2 separate regions of the Homo sapiens genome follow, and region 2 is linked to region 1. Evidence: chromatin loops called from intact Hi-C (ENCODE). Cell type or tissue: right lobe of liver. All regions are shown on one strand. Links, peaks and the distances in the headings refer to the core of each region. The heading gives the core; the rest is flanking DNA. Region 1 has its middle 17 kb from the start of SLC17A3. Region 2 holds the start of SLC17A1 (solute carrier family 17 member 1).

Evidence for each region. Hi-C counts contacts between places; a loop is a spot of excess contacts. Peaks named below come from ENCODE experiments on the same cell type or tissue, not always from the same donor. Only the 100,000 strongest peaks of a DNase experiment are listed, where the experiment ranks them.
Region 2: it touches region 1 in a loop (2.6-fold over the local background); 3 of 110 quality-filtered maps call a loop at or near these places.

The regions. Positions count from the first base shown.
Region 1 is chr6:25,887,004-25,896,088 of GRCh38, reverse strand. No RefSeq gene overlaps it. Among named protein-coding and RNA genes, the nearest start is that of SLC17A3, 17 kb to the right of the region's middle. In right lobe of liver, for the core only: a CTCF peak has its summit at 5,432 (motif pointing right); no DNase peak of the experiment used is centred there.
Region 2 is chr6:25,827,077-25,836,161 of GRCh38, reverse strand. SLC17A1 (solute carrier family 17 member 1) reads left to right here and starts at 4,110. Exons shown (of 13, transcript NM_005074.5): 1 at 4,110-4,168; 2 at 5,555-5,638. The coding sequence starts at 5,605. It overlaps LOC124901285 (a long non-coding RNA gene), which reads right to left and starts at 8. Exons shown (of 2, transcript XR_007059518.1): 1 at 1-8. In right lobe of liver, for the core only: a CTCF peak has its summit at 4,221; a DNase peak (open chromatin) is centred at 3,921; H3K4me3 peaks cover 1,938 bases; H3K27ac peaks cover 2,649 bases.

The DNA of each region.
Region 1 (9,085 bases), core at 712-8,711:
TGCAACACTTATTTTGGAAACTTAGATGGCTCTTTGAAAATCTTCTTTTCCAACTAAAATTACTGATATTCATATTATTCAAAAATGACAACCTCTGTGCCATCTGAGATTTGTTGATTCAGCATTTCTAAAAATAGTTCTTAGAATAAAATAGAGTACTTAGCTTGACACTTAGCTATTGACAGTGCCCGGATAGCCTACTTAAATGTATGCTTTCAGAACACTGCTAAACACCTTGCTTTCAACACCCCATTCACTTTCAACACCTCATTCCTCACCCATGACCCCACCTGCTCTCATTTCTGCAAGAAAACAATAGAAATTAGAGCAGTTGGGGTCATGAGTGAGGATATCACTCACTTCTGATGATCATTTAGTTGTTAGGGGTTAAAAATGCCTCTACTATTGCCCTAGAGATGTCCTCCAAATCACTGACACCTACTCTACAAGCTTTGAGCCTGGTGCTTTAGATTTTTTGTCAATAGATAGTGTGAATATATCAAGACTGCCACTAGACAAAGGAAGTTCTAAAATGCTATCAGTTTTGTCCATGGATTTCAACAATCCATGGGCAAAAATGTGATACAATACATGACTTAGAATCAATTAAATATTGGTATTTTAGGACATCCTCTTAAGTGCATGCCAGAATTTCACACAAATTGCACTACAGGGGAGAAACATGCCTGTTCATGGATATTTCAAAGAAACAAATAAAAAAAAAACCTTTGAGACATTTTTATGATTTAGACTGTGTATTATCTTTGCAGTCATATCAAACTAAAGTTCTTGAAGCTGAATTTCTCAGAGAACAGGTGGAAGTCATTGATGAGAAAAACATATTATTAATATTATTTCTCCATTCTTTGACCACAGAATAAGTTGAGGAAGATGATAGAATAAAGGAAGTAGAAGTGGGCCTATAGACAAGTCAGTTTTGTAAGAATAAAAGGAAAATAAGTTTCAAATCTAAAGAATCGATGGAGAAACTAGTATACATATTTATTAAATCAATGCATATAAGAGAAGCAAAGAGATTAAATGATTGAGCAATCATTTGATAATGTGAGCTTTTTAAAAGACTAAATGAAAGAAATACCACCTTTTTCTGTTGAGAATAAATCATAAGTGTGTTAAATGTGAGATTATTAACATAAATAAAATGTATAAAATAAGTGCAGCAGAGAAAGTTTTTAGAAACTTTTCTGACAATGTTACCCAATAAGAAATATAGTATTATCGTGCAACTCAGGACATACTCAGAAACACAAACACATATAAATAAAATAGAATACTTACAAAACAGTTACCTTTATTTCAGAGTGAAATACACTCTGAAATTTTTAATTTTATTGAATAAGGCCTTGATTTATCCTATTATATATCTCATTTAAAAAATATATTGTTCATATCAATTCAAATTGATTTCACTAGTGAGACATAATTAGTGCTTTGGAAAACTCTTGTTTTATGGTCTTAGAGCCCTCCAAGTTACCAAAGGTTCCTACAAGCTTGGCCAATGGGAGAACTCTACCTCCATCAGCTGGGATGATATGTTCAAGAATTAGGGAAGTGACCAGAGTTAAGCCAATAAAAGTCCTTCAGGAGATTCTCTGATCTGGAGGCTGAACCCAAATACCTCTTCTTCTCTTATAGTAAAGATATAAGGATGACACTCCAGACTGCCAGGCAAAGGGCTTTTCTCTCCTAGAAAAGACTAACTGAAGGAACGTGATGGGCAAGAAAACAGCAGAAATTAGAGCCGTTTGGGGTCATGAGTGAGGAAAGAGTAGAGAAAGAAAAAGGAAAGGAGAGAGAATGAGAGGGAGAAAAAGAAGGGGAAAAAAGAAGGGAGAGGAAGGAAAGGGGGAGGAAGAGAATGAGATTAAAATCTTGAATTCTAGACCATGAGATGTCTGGAGCTGTTCTTGCTACATCCATTGTTCTTTCTGTTTGGTGAGCTCCCTAACCCAGTTGCTTTCTTTCCTGAAGTTGGTTCAATGTGGCTTTCTGCCTGAGGCATCATATATGCCTGACATATGTAAGACACAACCTTTAACTTGATACAATGAAAACCCCAATCCCAGCATGATAGCCAATAAAATAAACTTGGCCCTTCGTGCTGACACATCATCACTCTTCACTTTATGAAGACGTGAACCTTGTTCTTAATCTTAGTTTGTCATCAGAAAACATACGAAGAATAAGGGCTAGGTAAAGAGGAAGCTTGAAATCCAGTAAAAGAATGGATTTTTGGCTAGGCGCAGTGGCTCATGCCTGTAATTCCAACACTTTGGGAGGCCGAGGCGGGCGGATCACCTGAGGTCAGGAGTTCGAGACCAGCCTGACCAACATGGAGAAACCCCGTCTCTACTAAAAACAGAAACTTAACCGGGTGTGGTGGCCCATGCCTGTAATCCCAGCTACTCGGGAGGCTGAGGCAGGAGAATCGCTTTAACCCGGGAGGCGGAGGTTGCGGTGAGCTGAGATCGGGCCATTGCACTCCAGCCTGGGCAAAAAGAGTGAAACTCCGTCTCAAAAAAAAAATAAAATAAAATTTAAAAAAAAGAATGGATTTTTGCTCTTTGTCCAAAAAACAAAAACAATTAAAAACAAGCTTATGGTTGCTTTAGTTTGAATGATGGTGTTCCCTTCAAAATTCACGTTAAACTTAATCCTTATGGTGGTGGTATTGAGAAGTGGGACCTTTTGGGAAATAATTAGGTAATGAGGGCTCCACCCACATAAATAGGATTAGGTGTCCTTACCAAAGGGTTTGAGGGAGTGAGTTTGGCCCTCTTGCCCTTCCACGTAAGGACAGTGTTTTTTCCCTTTGGAGAATGCAGCAACAAAGCACTATCTTGGAAGCAGAGACCTGGCCTTCACCAGACACCAATCCTGCCAGCACATTCATCTTGGACTTCCAGCCTCCAGAACTGTGATAAATAAATTTCTTTTATTCATAAATTATACAGTCTGTGATATTTTGTTATAGCAGCATGAAAGGGACTAAGACAATGGTTAAAGATAGGCATGGCTAGTCTTACTGAAGAGGAGATTGGAGGCACATCAAAGCATTCCTGACTTCATCTTCATTGGCCCACTTCTCCTATATTTGCCTTTGCTGCTATGAATCTATTTGAGGGCAGAAAGATGGCTTCTTTCCCTTCAAGTCTTTTTTATTATTATCTTATAATTTTTCTAAAATTGGTCATGACTGCTACTTCCAAGGTCATCCTACACAATAGAAATAGAGGTAACTGACTATTATATTTCCTATCCTGAATTACATTCAGCTACATTGTCAAGTCAAAACCAACTCTTATCACACAATGTCCATCATGTATCACCCTACTTTAAAAAACATCATGCCAACAACTCAAGAGAATAAAACATATTTTTTTCTAGTTACATGTACCAATCTAATGTCCTTCTTTATTTGACATTACAGTTAAAATTTCCTCAATGAGTCTCTTTTCCCCCTTGTCACTCTGCATAAAGCCAGGATGCACAAAAAGCCATAGCTGCAGTGGCAGGTAAACTAGAAAACATATGTTTATTGGGACTGGGAGACAAGATAGGTTTTCTCTGTTAGCCCATGTTGAGAGTGCATAAATACCAGTTTGTACTTGCTTTGTTTTAGGATTCAAATGTACAATATGTACATGACCTGGAAAGCCATGAAATGAACACAAAAATAGTTAGTTTGGTGATACTTAGCAGAAACAAACAGAAATCATCTCAAAAGTGTTAATCGCTAAATTCCTAGCCATTAGAGCACCCTCAAGTAAATTTCCATTTACTATGTTCTCACCATCAGAAATTATAAAGCAAATGTGGAAACAATCTACCATGAGTTAAGGAAATTCAAATAGCCATCCTCATATTTTCAGATAAGTGAACACAAGAAGAAATAATAGAAATGATGACTATAATAGCAAAAAGAGTGAATAGGAATAGACCAAACAGTTATGCATGAGATGTGTAAAGAAACCTGATAATTACTGTCACTGAAGAAAACCAAAACCTTAACATGTGAGTTAAGTAGTAAATTAGAATAGCTGAACTCATGAACTGGAAACACTGGTTTAGACAGCTCAAAAGTAAGGCAGTGATATAATGATGACAACAAGGATCGAAGCTCGCTCTACTTTTTGATCCACCAATGATTTGTACACAGATATTTTCTTCCCCTCTCTTGAGGAAGGATTATATTTCCCTTCTTCATTAATATCAAAATTGTTTATGTGGTTTAATTTGACTACTGTAATTTGAGCCAAAATGATGTGTCATTTCCAGTCAAAAACTTTTTCAATGCTCTCTCTTTTCTGTCATGAGACTTATTATGTTCTAGATGGAAGCTGTCCTATCAATCCAGTGCTATTGTGAAGATGATGTGGAACAGAGCAACAGCTGTCCATTGCATATGTAGAATGAAGGAGGTTCTTGTAAACTATTGAGATTTGGGGGATTATTTGCTACTGCAGCATAACCTACCCTGTTCTGACTGGTTTAAAAAAAATTAGTACTGGAAGTCAAATGCTACCACAAGAGAAACAAACGAACAAACAAAAGTCCAAAATGCGTGTAGTGTTGGTTTCAGGACTTATCAGGAGGCAAAGGAAAAAAAATTTTGGAGGCTAGAAGCATAACCTTTGAAATACATTAAACTTTTGCCCAAAGCAACTTGGAAAGCTGATAATATATCTAATGAGCTTCTTGCTTTGGGTGAAGTGGTTGAGATATTGGCTGTTAGTAGTGTGCCTTTGTTACTATTGGTTGCATTTGACAAAGTTCTCCAAAAATATAGGAGGCCCAAAAATAATTGGCCAGTTTCAGAATATCTAGACTTTTAGGTTTGGAAGAAAAAAACTTCATCTCAATTGAGAAATGACTTAAGAAACAAAAAACTTGTTAAAAGTCATTCTCATGACAAGAACTAAAGTCAAAACAATGAGGTTGTTCATGTTTGTTGTTCAAACCTCTGAATTAAGATAGTATCTAGTAAATACTTTTGATTCAATAAAATGGCTCAGAAAAATGAGACAAAGAACATGGCTTTCCCATGGGAATCTGATAGGCTTGAAGTGCCCAAAATTAAGTCGAGAGAAAGATTTGAAGAGAGAAGAGCACATCTTCAAATTAATTGGGAAGGGAGGGGTGGCAAGTAAAGTTAGCATGCAAAGTTGGTTGTAAGCAAGGCAATGTAAAGGGCCTTGAGAGTTGTACAAATCAGTCTGGACTAAAGGAGACCATAACTTCAGGACTCAAAAAATATATTGGTTTACCCTGGTATACCAATTTTTAAATTTTATTTATTTTCAATTTTTTTGGCAGAAGATGGACAGTGAAAGATGCTCAGTTCCTAAGGAGGGGCATATCCAATGTCCTCTTCAAATGTGGCCAAAAGGAATAATGGAAAAGAAAAGATTCCCCAGAAGGTGGAGCCAAAGGCCATGGAAAACAACGAGCTGTTCTGAGGGTGAAGAACTATGGACTAAGCAAGGAATCAGTCAGTACACATCCAGTGTAGAAAAACTTTACAATATCTGCCCTGGATGATTTCATAATTTCCTCCAACAAGTGAGTATTTTCTGTTTCCTATTTTTGTAGCTATCCTATTCCTGTTCCACTGTTGTACATGCGGTTGTGCGGTAGAGTAGAGGTGGGGCAGACGTCATTTTATTGGTTTCAGAACAAAAGGACCCAAATCCAGACTTACGCAGAGATTGTCATGAGATCCTGCACTTCAGTGCTGATGCTGTGACTGGATAGGACTTTTGGGTTTTCTTTCTTGGAGTGGGAGAGGGGCACCCATTGAATATATTTTGTGTGTGGAAAGGAGCATGAACTGAATATTTGTGATCAGAAGTTTGGATTGTGATGAATTGTATTTTTAATTACAAATATCTCTGCCCTTCCTTCTGGGATGGTGATACTTTCCTAGGCAATTGGCATCAGGCATATCTATATGACTTACTTTGGTCAATAAAATGTGAATAGAAGTCACATGAGTCACATCCACAATAAACTTTTACCATCAGTTCATGGCTCACCAAATTATTTATTTTCTCTCCATAATGCAACCACCCATCTTCCACATAGAATCCACCTTACTGACCTAGATCTTGACAGGAAGATGACATGGAGAAGGGCTACAGCCAATCTCAATGAATGTAGTGTGAACAAGATATACATCTTTATTTTTGTAAGCCACTGAGATTTTCAGTTTATCTGTCACCTCTAGGCTAATACACCTATGCCAAGTCTTTTGACTTCCCTCCTCATTTTTTTGTTTCATAATCATTGGGTGCATATCCAGAGTTCACATCAACTCTCAAATCAGAAAATCCTTATGTGTTCCTGGCCAGAAATGTGCATCAAGACCACATTAGTTGCAAGGAGGCTTGAAAACTGAGTTTTTTGCTTTTAGAGCTCTTTTTAAAGTACATACAGGTGAATAAAGAAGTAGGGATCTTAAAATGGAGTTTGGCCCAGACAACAAAGAAGTGAAACATGCCACATTACCCTTGAAAACTAATTGGCTGTTACTTGTCTGCATCCAGTTTGTGCCCCATCCTCACTGAAATACAGTTCATACTGCATTATCTTCACTGCCCCCATGATTTTTTCATGGAGCAATGACAGGAGAATTATTTTAGTTTTTTGTTAAGGTAGTACTCCACCTCTGGTACCAATTTCTGAATGAGTCAGAGTAAGCTAGACTTTACAGTGTTAACAAGTAAACTGTACAAAATCTCAGAGGTTTAAGAAAGCAAATGTTTATTTCCTACTGGCATCACCATCTAATGCAGGCTGTTCAGTGGAGGCATAGAAGGTGACTTCAAAGGATGATGGGAATGAGCAGTCCAGTAGCTCAGGAAAAGAAAAATGGGTTTGTCAACATATAAGACTGTCTTTTCCACAAGAGGTAAAAGACACATAACAGTGCCTGCCACATTATTTAACAGCTTTGCTCCTCAGTTTCCTCATCTGTCATGTGGGATGATAATTGTTCTGGCCTCAGAGGATTGTTGGGAGAGTTAATAAATGAGTTAACATATGTAAAGCACTCTTAACAGGGTGTTCACCATATTAAATGCTATATGTTTTATATTATTGATTTCTTTCTTTGCTATTAACAATGTAGCAATGAATATTCTTGCATATACTTCAGCCCACACCAGTGCAAGTGTAACTACAGGTGAAAATCTCTTGGTTGAATTTGCGGGTCAAAAGTATCTGTGTTTAAATATTAATGGACACTTCTAAATTGCTCTTCACAGACGGCTGCAACAAATTACACATCTATCAATAATTTATTTCATTGCTCATTTCCTTATGTTCTAACAGTGTGTTATAAAACTTTTAGATTTCTGAAATCCAAATGGTGAAAATATTTTCTTTTACTATACATTAACTTAAGTGTCTTTCTGTGAGTTGTAAAATTTTTCAGTCTTTGTCTATATGTCTTTATTTTACTCCATCCTATAGTTGTAGTTTAGCAGTGCATAGAATTCTAGATTGAAAAATGTTTTGCCACAGCATTTTCAGGATATTTTTCCATTATTATGGCTTCTATTGTTGCTAATGATAAAAACTATAAATGGAATTCATGACACAAATTAAAGGAGAAAAGAACCATATGCATCTACTAGTTGCTAAATGGGTAGGTAGATGCTAATATTTTATACTTATTTTTAATTAAAGCCTGTTAGTAACATGGCAGAAATATATATCAAAGAAAAATGTGTATTATATCTGAGAAATTCAAGTCTACTATTATCACTATTTTAAATCATCACTTCAGACTATTATATAATGTATTTAGAGAAGAGGTTTAATTACTGAAACAAACAGAGTAAAATAATCATATGATTTGTGGAGGACAGTGGCTCTTCTATGGCACCCTGGCAACTTTGCAGATCTGCACATAGGCCACACAGGCAAGACTCAGTTGCACTCTGATCCATTATGGTAGAATGCCCTGTGATCCTCCCAGAATCCCCTGTATGGCAGAATTCCCTGTAATATATCATATTATAATTATAATTATATTATATTTATATGTGAAGAGGCAGTTTTGTGAGGAATTGTCACAAGGCCACTTATCATCAGCCTCCCCAACTAGATGGAAGTTACTTCTATTGTGGGAAGCTGCTGTGAGGTAGTTTCTCATCTATCACTTCTCTGGTTCCAGTGAGGCATAGGACTTTCTACATGTGCCCTTTGGGTAGACGCAGGCTATAAAATTGCATGGCTGTAGTGTGGAGTTGGCTCCTCAATGACAGAACAGCCCACCTCTTGTGTCATTTGTCATTTGGCCCTTCCAGTTTCATGTCTTCTTTTGGAACTAGTCAAACAGGGATGTAACATCATGTTGATTTTGTTTTTGCTATTTGCAAAAAAACTGTTTTTGCTATTATGCAAAACAGTTTTGCATAAACTGTGCTATGGACTGAATGTTTGTTCTCTCCTAATTCAGATATTGAAACCTCAACCTCAATTGTGATAGAATTAGGAGGTGAGGCTTTTGGGAGGTAAATAGGCCATGATAATGGAGAGCTCATGAATGGGATTAGCATCCTTATAAAACAAGAGAGAGCTTGCTTTCTCTCTCTTTTTCTGCTCTCTGCCATGTGGGGATACAGGGAGAAGACGGCCATTTGCAAGTCAGGAGGTGGGTCCTCAGCAGACAGTGGATCTCCTGGTGCCTTGATCTTGGATTTCTCAGCCTCTGGAACTGTGAGAAATACATTTCTATTTTTTAAGCCTATAGTAATTTTTCATGGCAGCCCAAACTGATTAAGACAAACTGTCTAACATTTGGATTCATTGTCTCCTTCCTGGCTAAATATGTAAAAATGTGGCAAGCTAGCCTAGCAGCTGCCCCTGTGCTGCTGCTTAGAAACTACTTACCTGCTTGACAGATTACTGTCTACCTGGAAAATCCTAGAGGAAAACCTGGAAAACTGAAATGATAAAATTTAGCAAAGCAGCCAAATACAGTATTATAACACAAATATCAATAGCATTCATTCATAGAAAAGCAGTTAAAAATATAATGTAACAGTCTTGCATTATA
Region 2 (9,085 bases), core at 375-8,374, 60 kb after region 1:
GAGAAAGTGTGAAAGTGCAAAGAACACCACATTCAGCCGGAAAAAGGGCTAGAACGGCCTCATCCTGGGAACACGTAATCAACATTTTCCCAGGCATTAGGCCGCGCCCCTGCCAGATCCCTCCTGCCCAGAGCTATAAATTGCCCCAGTCTTTAAGCAGCGGTGGGCCCTGACATTAAGCTGGTCTCCCACATCTGTAGGTCTAATGCTGGACATAAAGCCAGCATTTGCTGTTAAGCCAGTCTCTCTCTCTCTCTCTCTCTCTCTCTCTCTGTGTGTGTGTGTGTGTGTGTGTGTGTGTATGTCTTTCTTTAACCCATGCCTTCCCTTCAAAACCTGATACCCTGTAGCCAACCACTGATGGATACTGGCATATAAATACTCTAACTTCTGTACCTTTGGTTAGGATGAATCTGAGGTGCAGACTACACTGTTCCCACTGCTCTCTTGTAGCATTAGTCCAAAATTACCTTCCTCCAGACTTGGCTTGTTTTTGTACCCTTGTTTGGTCTCCTTTCTTTCCCTGCCCACTTCCCAACCTCCTTACTATTTTTGTTGTTGGTTTGTTTTCCCGAAAATACCATTACATCACTTTAACATTAATCTTCATCTCAGGATCTGTTTCTGGGGAAGGCAGCAGTTGATTTTGGCAATCCTATTAGTATTATTTTCATGTTAATACAGGCATGCTATAATAAAGCAAAAAAGTATATTCATTGGGAACAAAGATATTCAACAAAAGAGAAATATGTAAGACTATAAAATCAAAGGAATTTTGAGAATAGCCCTAATCCTAAATTTGAATTAGAAATACAAGGAAAAAATTATAATTTCTTTTCAAAAAAATACCCTTTTCAAGTTCTTCCACTGAAAACATCTAAAAGCAGTGAGAGCCAGGAACAATGAGCACTTAGTGTTCAGAGTGTGGTCTCTAAACATTATTTCCTGCTGAAAGGAGCCAGCACTTCCTAAGAAAGCCCAGATCTGATAATAGAAAAGAAAAAAAAGAAAATATATAAGAGGAAGCTGGAAAGTTTTTTGTGTGTTGGAAGACAAGAAAGCTATTCAAGACCACAAGAGTCATATCATAATGACATGGAAATCAGCTTGAAGGGACTCCCACTGACCAAAGAAGGAACAATTGGAGCATCGAAAAGGAATAAGAACTGCAATAGACTGTAAAACATCAAATAAAATCCATGAGGTCATAATAGTACTTGGTCATTTTTGCTAAGACACTAACTTATTTTAGAACTTTATCAAGTAACTATGGTAACTTTCCTATTAAATCTGTATTTCCAGCTTACCAAATGTTTGATAAAGTAAATTTCCTTTTTTATAAAAAAATTCTAGCTCATAAATGAAGGAGACATGATAGAATTAGAAAATCACTATTTTATAACTTCTTTTTTTTTTTTTTTTTCGAGACGGAGTCTCGCTCTGTCACCCAGGCTGGAGTGCAATGGCGCAATCTCTGCTCACTGCAAGCTCCGCTTCCCGGGTTCATGCCATTCTCCTGCCTCAGCCTCCCGAGTACCTGGGACTACAGGCGCCTGCCACCATGCCCGGCTAATTTTTTGTATTATTAGTAGAGACGGGGTTTCACCGTGTTAGCCAGGATGATCTCGATCTCCTGACCTTGTGATGCACCCGCCTCGGCCTCCCAAAGTGCTGGGATTACAGGCATGAGCCACCGCGCCCGGCCCATTTTATAACTTCTAATCAAATGATAGATCTAGGCAACATTTACTAACTGTAGCTAAAAGCCATAGGTGAAATGTTGGTGAAAACTTTATTAATAAGTCAGGCTAAGAATATCTGAAACTACTGATTAATCTTACTACCACTAAAAGTGAGACAACCTGCTATTATGTGCCTCCCAACACGGAGCGATAGTACCCTGTATCATCCCATATCCCTGTGAATTGTTTTTGTGCTGAATCTAACCAAGCCTCTATATAAACCTCACGGTTTGCAGGATGTAAGGAAATACAAAAATATATCAAATAATCCTAAAAGCGAGCTATTAGCCAAACCAATTAGGAGAGACACTCTGCAAGGGATCCTGTTTTATTGTTGTTGTTTTTAAGTAATGGCAAATGTAAACTGGGAGAGGGGATTATTATAAAATAAGAGACATGACAGCCGTAACAATTAAGCGCCATTATGTGGATCCTATTCAAATCCTCACTTAAATCAAGCAAATATAAAGGACACAATTTTGAAGCAATTGGGAAAATTGTCATAAAGGTTGGATATTAGGTGATGTTAAGGGATTATTGTTTATTTACTAGATGTGCTGATACCATGTTAGTTATATCTTTTAAGGTCCTAATGAATTAGATAGCCATGCTGAATGTTTTATAGAAGAAATGACATAATGTCTGAGATCTGCTTTAAAATGCTACAAAAAACAACCATTGAATGTTGTTGATAACATTCAAAAGGCCAAATGAAAACTCAAATGGCCAAATATTGATAATTATTGAAGTGGGTGAATATGTACACAGTTATCTTAAACTGATCTACTTTTTTGTATGCTTAAACATTTCCATAATAAAATGATAAATTTAAAAATTTAATACATAAAACACAGAATCCAAAAGAAACAATTTCAAAGAATCTCACAGAGCAGCAGAAAGCTTTGGGGCCAGCAAACAGAAAGATGGTTCTCCTTCAGGTAATCAGTATCCAGAACTGGGATACTGATGGCAGATGGGAGTGTTATTATTTAACACATGGACTTTGAACAACTGCTGACCTAGGGGTTTCAATCACTAAAAGGGCTCCTCTTTCAGAAAATGCCAGAAATTGCCCAGCATGAAACAGGACAGTACAAACATTCTGCAACACACAGAAGAGGACCAGCAGAATCTGGACTTTTGAAAAAGAAAAAATCTAACTGAATAACAACATCAAAGTCTCCTGGGCAAAGGGGTTAAAGATTTACAACATTTCTTTAGAGGAAAAAAATAACTGGTTGAATTTACAGAGCATCTGCTATGTGCCAAACATTTAATGAGCACTTTAAAAGCATGATAAAAATTAAAAAAAAACTTGTTAAGCATGAAATAAATTACCTATAATGCAAAATCACTGATTTTAGTGCTTGGATATTTTTAAGTAATTAGTAGATTACCTTCAAAGAGTTCTAAGTTAAAAGTATTAGGGGCCAGGCACGACGGCTCACGCCTGTCATTCCAACACTTGGGAGGCCAAGGCACAAGGATTGCTTGTGGCAGGAAGTTTGATATCAACCTGGGCAACACAGCAAGACCCTGTCTCTACCAATTAGCTGGGTACAGTGTTGCATACCTGTAATCCCAGCTACTTGGGGCTGAAGTGGAAGGATCCCTTGAGCTCAGGAGTTCAAGTCTGCACTGAGCTATAATTGCACCATAGCACTCCAGCCTGGGTGACAGTGTGAGATCCTGTCTCTCTATGTTTTTTTTTTAATGTTTCTGGATATTGCTATAACCAAGTGGATGAACCAGAACCTACAGTAATTGCAGGAAGAGCCATGAGAGAAGCCACACCTTCCAGAGGACATGCCTCAATAAAATGTACCTCTTTCTGAGTATGCTGAATGTCAAACAGATGTACTGTTTAGAGAGGAGTGTGGAGGAGACAGGGTGAGGGAAGGAGGGAAAGCAAGGAAGGAGGGAGAAGGAAGAAGGGAAAGAGAAGGAAGAAAGAAAGAAAAAAGGAAGAAAAGGAGGAAGAAAGGAAGGAAGGGAATTAAGAGTAAAAATTTAATATGGCATTTATGGGGCATTTAGAAAGCCACAACATTCCTGTGAGAACAGCATTGTATACTCAGAGCCATCCTTAATAGAGAAATCTTGAGAGCACTTATGGCAGGCAAGCTCTACCTCCTGGGCAGGGAGAGAGACTAAGGGTGTCTGCTTATTATGCCATGAAATTACTGGCAGATTCCCAGTTTCTGGTCCACTGGATGATTTTGACCCACACACCTTCCCTGAAGCTTTAAGGAAAAGGTAACAGTAAAGTTAAAAATTAAGCTTTTAACTTCGACACAGTGATGTCAAAAGATTTGGTGAATGATTTATGGGGCTAAACTTGGTAATCCTAGAAAGTCAATATTGTGTAAAGTTGAGAGAAAAGTCTTCACAGCGGAAGAAGAAATCACTTTTTTGTCCCGAATCAGGTTAGTCTACGGGGCTCATTAAATGAAATGAGCAATCAGTTGATTCCCCAGAGGGCCGTAAGGGGGCATTCCCTGGCAAAGATATTATTGAAAGTACTTAGCAATAGGGGAAAATGTGGGGAGGGGTGGAATATGCCCTATCTTCTGAGGCTTTTCACAAGAGAAAAAAGAACATATTTTTAGCAATCAGTGTGAGGTTCACAGGGACACAAGGAAAGAGAAGTATGTGTTGTACAGTGTGTGATGCTTGTATAGCTGTGGTGTGCTGTGTCTGTAATGTGTGTGGCACACTGTGTACGCCTGGTGCATCTGTGCCCATCATTTATGTGTGTGTGTGGTTATGTGTGTGGTGTTTGTAGTTTGTACTTCCGTTTTGAGGATGCAGTATTGTAACGTATTTATATGTTTGGTTTGCTATGTGTCTGGAGTGTATGTGTGGAGAACATAAGGGGAGTTTGTACCATGTGTTTATGTTGTATGTATGTATGTGGTGCATACGTATGGGTGGTTTGTGTGTGCATTTGGTGTGTATGTATATATGTATTGAAATAAACAGCAGCCCCAGAAGAGGTTCCAATGTGTGATAATGATGGTTGACAAATTGCTTATTCAAAAATATTTTGCAAATCCAATCTCAGGACTTTGGTATCTTTGGGGCACTAGGTATCATATAATCTGATATGGTAAAATCCTGAGGTCTAACCTGACCAGCACATATTGGTGCTGAATTCTGATGGTAAGGGGTTGCCTGATAGGAGACTGCTCCATTCTGATTCTCCACTGAGCTTCCTGCCATAAAGCTTTGCATCAGTGGCTGCTCTATCCACGGAAACTGAAGATACGGACAGGGGCATGTGGACGTGTAACGAATGATTAGCCTCTGCTTGAGTTGATCTTATCAATAAGCAGATAGTATCTTCCAGCTCTATTAAGATACAGGGGGAAAAAAGGAATTTGTTTTACCTTTGCTTACTCCTTTTCTGACATTCTTCCTTTCTTTTCATACTGCCGAGTTTCTGACCTATAGCAATCTCCTTCTGCCTGAAAGGCTTCTTTTAGTGTTCCTTACAGGGCAGGTCTACTGGCAATGAATTCTTTCCATTTCTCACTTTGGAGGAATATTATCACGGATTTAGAATTCTGGATTGGCAGGGTTATTTGTTTGTTCTCTGTAGTTTTCAGGTCTTCCATATATTTTTAATCAACCAAAACAATCACAAAAGTAAAATAAATATCAAGGGAAGCACATAATGGAGGTGAATGGGCACTGCTGTGATGGAGCAAGTTATCCTTGGAAGCGGTTTTAAATCAGAGAGGAGTACTGGGTAGTGTTTGGTCAGTTGCCTCTCTACATTATGCTGACATCAACGTGTTTTGCACTCACAGTGGGTGGAGGCAAAACCCTTCAGCAAGAAGAGAAGCAACTTCAGCCGTGTATGCAAATGGATAACCGGTTGCCTCCCAAAAAAGGTAGCACTTTATTCTGTTCCATTAAACAGGTGTTCTTTTTCTTAAATATTACATCACAGATTCCATGTGGAAGAATATTTTTGTGATATACATATGGGGTCTTAAAAATGTTCAGAAAAGAAGGTAGAAGAAACCAGTCCTACTATGGTTTTCCACCAGAAAAGCCCTAAATAAAAAGATTCTACATACTCTGGTGGCTTACACTTTATTTTCATTTTTGCGCACTTGTCAGTTTATCATTTAGTGGAAAATATCAGAAAAAACTGGGCTATTTTGGTTCCATCTCCAAGAGAAAGAGAGATAGATCTGTAAGTGGAAGTAAGGCAGGATGAATGTTCTTGAGTCCCTGCATTCTTGGACATCAACAGCTGAATGTGTACTGAATATTTTTTGAGAGAAGCTGTTTATTTTAGGCAGGGTAGTGTAATGACAATAAAGGATTACTGCTATTGGTTTAGCGTTGTGTCAATGTCATAGGGGACAAAATCCCAGAAAAGGAGATGAGCGATAGATTGTATACTTTTTCAACTTATGAAAAAGTTACTGTATATTAAATTATGTATTTCTTCTTGTATCAACTTTGATACTTAATTATTTTGATTGTTTAAGTTGTCCATTTAATCTGCATTCAAAGTTTATATATATATGTTTTTTTCTATATATTATTCATTTCTGCCCTTATGCATTTAATTCCTTTTAGACTTTTTGGGTTTGTTCCTTTGCTCAGTTTCCAAGTGTTTAAATTCTTTCTTTTTTGATAAATATATTTACAGATGCACATTTTACTCTGTCCATGAGTTTGATATGCGGTATTCTTATTACTCAATCCCAAACACTTTAGAATTCCCCCTGTGGTCTTCTTTTTAACTTAAAACTTGTTTAGACATAATTCATGGACTTCCTGGAGCAATGTGGAGGAGAGAAATGAGTAAAACTCAAAAGCATACCCCTAAATGACTAAGACAATGAGCCCTTCTCTGACATGGTGACAATGACTTCCCTTTTACCATGTAGAGACTCCTGCAGGTGTGTTTACAAAGTTTCTGATAGCTTTCTAGATCCATTCACTTCCCTATGATACTGAGTTTAGGCAGCAAATCAAAGGAAGGGCTGGCTGATGATTAAATTTCTCAGGGGTATTCTTTTACCCCCTTCTATTCAGCTCTTAAGTTCATATGGCACAAAATTTCTTGGCAGTCCACTGACAAGATAAGGGGGCAATGTGTTCATCCTCCATTGAACCATGTAAATCTTTGACATCCAAGCATTTTAGGAGAGGGTCTCCTACTATACACTATCGCATCGCTAGGACCTTGGTATTTGATTCCTGTTGTCCCCATATCATGGAAGGCCAAAAATCCCAAGATCAAAAGTCCACAGTGAAACATCTGACTTCAAGGCCCAACTTATGTTTTGAGGCCCCCATCTTCACTAAGCCCTTGGCCTGAATATTTCATCTTTCCTCTTAGATCACCCATGCTTTTAAAAAAATGGTTTATTTTAAGCATATTTTATCTAATATTCTTATCTTTTAACAACGGAAGCTCAGTTGGCCAGAAAACTAGCCAACTATTTGTTGGGTACTAATGCTTTTTTTCATTTAACAGTTTATCTAAAGAGTATTCCACAATTTTTGGCAGAGATTTTCCTTAGCATTTTTATAGCTGCAAATGACTTTGGTATGGATGGATATATTATAATTTATTTAAATGGTCACTGATTTATAAACATCTAATTTGTTTACAGTCTTTTGCTAGTTCAAACGATTCTATAAGAATGTTGCAAAATGATATAAAATTCAATTCGGTAAGATGATGTAAAATATTTATTATCTAATAAAATAGCTTCCAATATATAAAGCAAAATAGTCTTATGAAAATTATAAAGACACCAAATCCTAAATAAAATATTAACAGAACAAAACAAATCTAAGAATTTATAAAAACATTAAAAAAGCAACCACCAACACTAAGTCAGGTTTATTCTTAAAATAAAAGAGTAACTTAATGTTAGAAAATGTATACATGTCACTCCACACAAATTAATTGAAAGAGGAAAACAGTATGATTATCTCAATAGATATAAAAAATCTATTTATTTATGATATTAATATTTATTTGCAATAAAAAATTCTTAGTTAACTATGAATGTGCAGTAGACAGAATTCCAAGATGGCACCCAAGCTCCCTGGCCCCTGTTTTATTCTTGGGTGGAACAATGAGCACAGAGGATACAGCCCAAAGCCCAGAGGGTGGAGCCAAGAGCCACAAGAATTATCTCCAGACCTTATGAAAAATCCAACATTGGCCTGGCTGAACTTCAGAACCTTTATGGATCGATGACTCCTTTTCTCCTCTATTTTTCCCACCTTGGAACTGGAATGTCTATAGCTTTATCCTACACCTGTTCCACCATTACGTGGTAAAAGTGTTAGGGGCATATAACTTGTCTCTTTAGTTTCACAAGCCCACAGATAGAAATTGTGCCCTAGGAGGGATTAATCATAGGCCCCTCTTCCACACCTGATTTAGATGATGAGATTTTGGACTTTGTGCTATGAGATTTTGATGAGGTTTTGAACTTGAGCTGATAATGTAATAAGATGAAGAATTTGGGAAGCTTGAAATGGGTGAATATGTTTTGCACGTGAAATGAACATGAGTCTTTAAGGGCCAGATGGTGGACTGTAGTAGGCAGAATTCTAAGTTTTCTCTCAAGATTCCCAGCCCCTGGTGTATACACACTTTCTCCCAGTTATTTAAGCAAACATTAAGCTAGGTGCTGCTTCAAGGGGTTTTGCAGATGTATTATGGTCCCAAATCAGTTAATCTTAAATAGCGAAATTATGCAGTTAGGAGAGATCTAATCACATGAGCCCTTTAAATCTGGTTGTACAGGTCAGAGGCAGAGTAGCTAGATTCAAAGTGTGAGAGGGATTCAACATAAAGTAGGTTCCCATTGCTGATTTTGGAGATGGAGGGGGCCATATAGATTAACTTTGCCTGTTTTTGAACTTCATAAAACTAGATTCCTATAGTATATACTGTCTGGTATCTAGCTTCTTTAACTGAACATGTTTTTGTTGAAATTCATCCAGATTTATCCAAATTGTTGTGTATAAGTAGTTCTTTCCTTTTATTTCTGAGTAATATGCATTGTATTAACATACCATGATATGTCCATTCTTTCCAAACATTCTGCTATTTTGAATAAATCTACTATAAACATTTCTGTATGTGTTGTTTTGTAGACATATACCTGTATTTCTCTTGAAAAAAATGCCATTTGTTGAAAAACACTTTACTTTCCTCCAATGGATTGCATTAGTACATTTATTTTTAAAAAGTTAACCATATATGTGTATCTGTTTCTGGACTCCCTACTTTCTTCCATCAATGAACTTGTTTGGCTGTACACCAACTGATTACTCTAGCTTATATCAATAAG